2 separate regions of the Homo sapiens genome follow, and region 1 is linked to region 2. A link is a contact called in ENCODE Hi-C or POLR2A ChIA-PET data. All regions are on one chromosome and are shown on one strand. Each heading gives the region's core, a stretch centred on a gene start or an enhancer-like site at or near the end of the contact. The rest is flanking DNA. Distances are from core to core; before and after follow the strand shown. Region 1 overlaps AKAP6 (A-kinase anchoring protein 6). Region 2 has its middle 17 kb from the start of LINC02313.

The links. A loop is a pair of places that touch in the nucleus more often than their neighbours do. ChIA-PET counts read pairs that join two places held with the same protein, here RNA polymerase II (POLR2A). Pooled maps may share reads with other maps.
Region 1: a map of naive thymus-derived CD4-positive, alpha-beta T cell shows a loop between it and region 2 (28-fold over the local background). The contact joins two enhancer-like sites. A Hi-C loop is called at or near these places in 22 of 168 maps with a recorded cell type or tissue (A673, CD8-positive, alpha-beta T cell, Caco-2 and 15 more), 28 of 37 single-sample maps with no recorded cell type and 33 of 50 pooled maps. POLR2A ChIA-PET finds 5 or more read pairs at or near these places in 1 of 52 experiments (Caco-2).

What each region holds. Positions count from the first base shown.
Region 1 is chr14:32,558,934-32,561,726 of GRCh38, forward strand. The region is part of intron 4 of AKAP6 (A-kinase anchoring protein 6); the gene reads left to right. Among named protein-coding and RNA genes, the nearest start is that of AKAP6, 230 kb to the left of the region's middle. Within about 2 kb of position 1,503, at least 3 of the 41 ENCODE cell types and tissues checked have a DNase peak (open chromatin) inside an H3K27ac peak, as active enhancers do.
Region 2 is chr14:31,926,408-31,929,242 of GRCh38, forward strand. No RefSeq gene overlaps it. Among named protein-coding and RNA genes, the nearest start is that of LINC02313, 17 kb to the right of the region's middle. Within about 2 kb of position 1,301, at least 11 of the 41 ENCODE cell types and tissues checked have a DNase peak (open chromatin) inside an H3K27ac peak, as active enhancers do.

The sequences.
Region 1 (2,793 bases), core at 253-2,752, 630 kb after region 2:
GAAATTAGCCTCTAAGCTATGAATATTGGGAGGAAGGTGTCTCGTAAACTAACTACTAGTTAGAAATAACTTTGTTAGAGGAAGGTGAATGTGAAGTTAGAAAGAATAGGGCCAAGATATGAGGGACTTTGAATTCCAAGTGTTTGCATAGCATAGACACAAAATCAATACTATTGAATGCATGAATAAATGAGTAGTTAAGGGAATGAGTAAGTGAACGTATCATTGAGTTTGAACTTTATTCTCTAGATCAGGGCTACAAACTAAAATTAAGAGGCCAGGAAGATAGTATAAATGAATCATAAAGCCAGCTGTAAATGGGGAGTGATGGGACTGAATCACCTGGAAGATATGTGACATGTCTTAAGGGCAGCCACTACTCAGCTCCAGCTGATAGTTGCATGGGAATGTGGGCCATTTGTGCCAAGATTTTGGAATTTTTAAAAAGAAGGAAGAAATCTGGGTTTTATGTGACATCTCCCAATTTTTAGATGTTGGATCTGAACAATTTTTAAATAGGTCAAATAAAAACACATCTTTGGGATAGTTTGGACTTTAAGTCACTAATTCGCAATCTTTGCGAAGATGGGAAACTACTTAAAATGTTTGGCCCAGAGAGTTGGTAGTTTAAGAAGGTTAATCTGACTGTGGTATGCTGGGCACACCTCTAGCAGTAATTTTCAACTGTGACTGCAAATTACAATCACTGGGAAGCTTTAAAAAAATAAAAAAACCTCTTTATCCACCCCAGACCAATTAAATCAGAATCCCTGGGGTTGGGTATTTTTTAAGTTCTTCAAGCAATTGTAATGTACAGTTGCGGTTGGGAGGTAGTCCTCTAAGCCTAATCTTTTTTTTTTTTTTTTTTTTTAAGGCAGAGTCTTGCTCTGTTGCCAGGCTGGAGGGCAGTGGTGCAATCTCCTCTAAGCCTAATCTTAAGGGTTATTGAAATAGCCTAGACATGTGGTAAAAGGGTCTGAACTGTGGGTCTGGAAGCTGACTGAAGAAAGAAATAGATAGGTGGGAGATATTATAAAGGGCAAATTGATAAAATTTTGTGGCTGTTTTAAATAGGAGAGTAGAAGAGGAAAGGAGTCAAAAAGAGTTGAAATTTCAAGCTGAAATTTGGGGGCTGGGAGATATAAGGAATTTAACAAATGTCTCCAAGGCATACATAAACTTAAGATACACAGTAGATGAATGGGGCCCAAATCCAGTTTGGGAATTCTAAGTCAACATAACATTTTAAAAGGTAAGGCTGCACAATTCTTTTTAAGGATAATAAAAATCTTTTGTGTATATTTTATTTGTTGCAATGCCAGGACAAAAACTGTATATTAACATTGCTAATGGATTTGTTGAGACATGTCAGGATCATTGCGCAAGGTTGGTCCAGAAGAACCGTAGGGATCCAAAGCAAATTCCTTGCTGTTTAACATTAGGAATGTTTCAGTCCTGCCTCAGTTTGGTTTCTGTAGAGCTTTCAATGGGTCTTGAGTTGTTATCAGTGATGATTTAGCACCACCGTGAGGCTGTATCCAGTCACTGCATATGGCTGTTGGCCTCTGCAATATATACGGAAGATGATCTGCCCTTTTGTTTGCAGCTTTAAACATCAAGGTGAAAATAGTTCTTTGTAATTTTCTTCGTATGGAAAGGTTATGATGCAATAATATCTTGTATTAAGATGATAACAGTGCCTAACTGCATTTGATGGCAAATATTACTATCGTGATGAAACTCAAAAGATGGATAAACTCAACATTGCGTTTTTATTATTTATTTATTTTTTTAGCGTTGCATTTTTAAATTCAACTAAAATGATTCTTGGAACTTTAGTGAATTATTCTTTATCTTTAATCCCGAAGTCATAATTTTGTGTTGCTGGTAGGATGTTTCAGAAAAATAACAATTTAAATACAAAACAAAACTTTGTTATTTCTTGTCCCCTTGCAAACTGTCGGGCAGAATGCTAAGGGGTTTATTCACTTAGTACATCACTTCATTTAATTCTCAAGAAAAAAATTCTTCCTTGATGCAGACACTGTTACATTATATTTTCATTTTATAAATTAGAAGAGACAGAAGTTAGTAATTTACTCAAGGATATAGAACTTAAACATTGGGCTCAGTTCACAATCCCTCATTTTAATTATGAAAACTTGAATAAGTCACTTAAAGCTTACTGTATAAGTCTTCTAGTCTTCAAAATGAGATGTTAATTATGTTTGTCATGCCTTTGCTCAGATTATTGTATGAAACTACAAAGAGCAAAGGGGTCATTGTAAATCTAAAGGCTACATAAATATTAGTTTTATTATTATTGTGACTTTTCCTATGAATCTAGGGAATTAGCACCATATATATTAGAAATAACTAGGGTAAGAACCTTAATTCTGCCCCTAAGTAGCATCGTGACCTTGGAAATGTAACCTCGCAAGCCTCAGTTTTAAAAAATAAATATTAATAAAGGAATAGAATTGAATGACCTATAAATACTTTTCTGTTCTGAAATTTTATGAGAGACTAACTGTGAGGAATAACTAAGAGAAGCACTCATTTCTTTGTACAATATTCCTTGGCGTATATCACTTCAACATGGCTGACTTTGTGTTCCTTGGAACTTTGGGTGAACTCAAGTTTCCCTTAGAAGATCCTAATGGTAAGTGAATGTGAGGCTGTGACATTAACGAGCCTGGAGGAATGAGCCATTCATGCTGCATTCCTAGCACTGTAATATGACAAGAGCCAGACATCCTTGAGGAATTTGGGGCCTGGCTAGAGTTTATAAGA
Region 2 (2,835 bases), core at 51-2,550:
GTGGACAGTATCTGTTTTCATTAGGTTGTGCTGGTGAAGTGAAATGATATCATAACATAGAACCTGGTACTTAATAGGTGTTAAATGACAAGCTTACCTTTTCCTTTCTTTATTTTCTATCTCTGTAACATATCTTTTCATACCAGGAATGTGTAATATTGGCAACCTGACTTACCAAATAGAGTAGCTGTGGAATCCTTTTAGGAGAGAAACTGAAATATCTTTATACAATGTCCCTTCTCCCCAGGCACCTAGAACATTGGGTACACCAATAACACTTTAAAATATATATATAATGATTGGAACTATTTCTAAAGAGGAAGGTCATCTTCAGTGTATGTAGACATGAGCTGCCGGATATTCTGTCAGAACAATAGCTATTCATTGTGTTAGTTTCAAAGCTGGCTCCGACAAGCTAGTATTTCAGTGTTATTCCCACACAAACAAATCTTGAGCAAAATTTCCATGACCCAATAGATTGGTGTAAACAACTCGCTGCAAGAACTTTTTACATGTAAACCCATGTCATTCATTCAAATGTTCAGTGCTTTCAGGGAGTTTTGTAAGTGCAGCCTAAGAATTAATGATTTTTAAAAAAGCAAAAACAAAAAACAAATGCTCATCAACCCCTACCCTCAGGATTGTGTTTTGTTGCAGAGTATATGCGGTAAATAGCTCAGTTCCTCCCACCATAGCTGTAGATGGGAGACACAGCCATCAGATAACATAGTCTGATGGGAAAGTCCTTTAAAGGCACTGAAACATTAACAGGCTGGCCGAGGCGTGCAGGCTGCCAGAGGTCCTGACTCCTGGGCCAAAGAATAATGACAGGCTTTCTATTTTTAAATAATAGTTAGCATTTGATAGCACTTAATATTTGCAGTGACCTTTACAGCTATTGTTATTAGTTATTCCTCCCAGCAGCTCTTTGAAAAAAATGACACAACTGTTTTTACTCAACTCCCCCAACTCCTTCTCCTTCCACTGCACTCACAGGATCAGTGGGGTTCTCAGCACATAGTGATGACATTTGCTTAGATGTAAGCTCCATTTCCTCATGAGCAGTGATCTCAGTGATAAAGAATCTTTTCAAGTCAAAACAATATTAAATACGGTGTGTTTTCATATATCCCGTGTGAGTCAGATCATGTCACTTCTCTGCTGAAAACCCTGCAATGCTTCCCCATCTCACTCAGTGTAAAGCCACGGTCTTTACAGTGGCCTGGAAGACTTGTATAATCAACCCCTCCTTCACTGCTTGCACCGACCTCACACTCCTCACCCCCTCCCCATCTCTGCCCTAGTCACATGGGCCTCCCTGTAGCAACTCCAGCCGCACAGGCTCTTGTCTTAGGCCTTTGCCCTGGATATTTCTTCTGCCTGAAATGTTCTTCCTTCACACGTGGCTGCCTCTGACACCTTCAGCTTTTGCTTAGATGTCACCTTTTCAATGAGGTCTCCCCTGCCAACCTAATTTAAAACTGCAGCTGTGATCAAGTACTTATTGCCTCCTAATGTACTATATTATTTACTGAGTTACTGGGTTTACTGTTTATTTTCTCTCCTCCACAAGACTGTAAAATCCACAAAAGCAGAGATCTTTGTCCATTTAGTTCACTGCTATATACCAAGCACCTAGAACAATACATATAGAAGGCATGTAATAAATATTTGTTGGATGAACAAATGCTGTTTCTCTAAAGATTGTTGTAATAGGTTTGACCTGTAGACTTAGAATGCATCTCAGTATGTGGTTTATCTTTATATTCCTTAGCAGTAGTTCCTAAGCTTGTTTTCCAACCATAGCAAACAGTTCATTTTGATAGTAATTCTGTAGAGCTAAATGAAGCACACAAATTCTAAAGGTTGGAAGGAAGTGCTGCAGCAAAGAAATGGATTTTGTAGGTGTTATAGTCCAACCACCCATCTATTCTAATCCCATCAACTGCATCCCCATGGGGCATTGTATCTCTCCATCTTTACAGAAAGGGAGAAGAGGACAGAGGTAAAAGAATAGGTTCTGTGATCAGGAGGCCCTGTCATGTAATTCTTGTTCCACCCATGTCTACTGTGTGACCTTGAACAAGATACTTTAGCCTCTTTCTGCCTCAGTTTCCTCATCTGTAAAATGGTGATAGAAACAACTGCTACCTCATAGCCGGTTTTTTCCCCTAACATTTTTTTTTTAACTGTGGTAAAATACGTATAAAATGTACCATCTTACTCAATTTTAAGTGAACAGTCTAGTAATATTAAATATATTCATAATGTTCTGCAATCATTACCACCATCCATCTCCGTAACTCTTTTCATCTTGTAACATGGAAACTCTATACCTCTTAAACAATAACTCCCATTTCTACCTCCTCCCAGCCACTGGGAATCACCATTCTACTTTCTGTCTTTATGATTTTTTATACTCTAAATGCCTTATATACATGGAAAATATAGTCTTTTTGTGACTGGCTCATTTCACTTAGCATAATGTCTTCCAAGTTTATCTATTTTGTAGCATATGTCAGAATTTCCCTCCTCTTTGAGGTTGAATAGTATTCCTTTGTATGTGGTGTGTGTGTGTGTGTGTGTATATATATATATATATATATATATGCCATATTTTGTTTATCCATTTATTCATCCATGTACTATTGTGTTGCTTTCACATTCATAGGGTTTTGTGATGATGAATGAGCTAAGGGAGGTAGAATTTGGCATATAGTAAGCACCAAATAAATACTAGCTGCTATTATTATTATTAATCCTGATTTTTAGAAAGTCCTTAACATTAAGCTTATTTCAGTTTTATTAAGTTATATACAACTGATATAACCCATG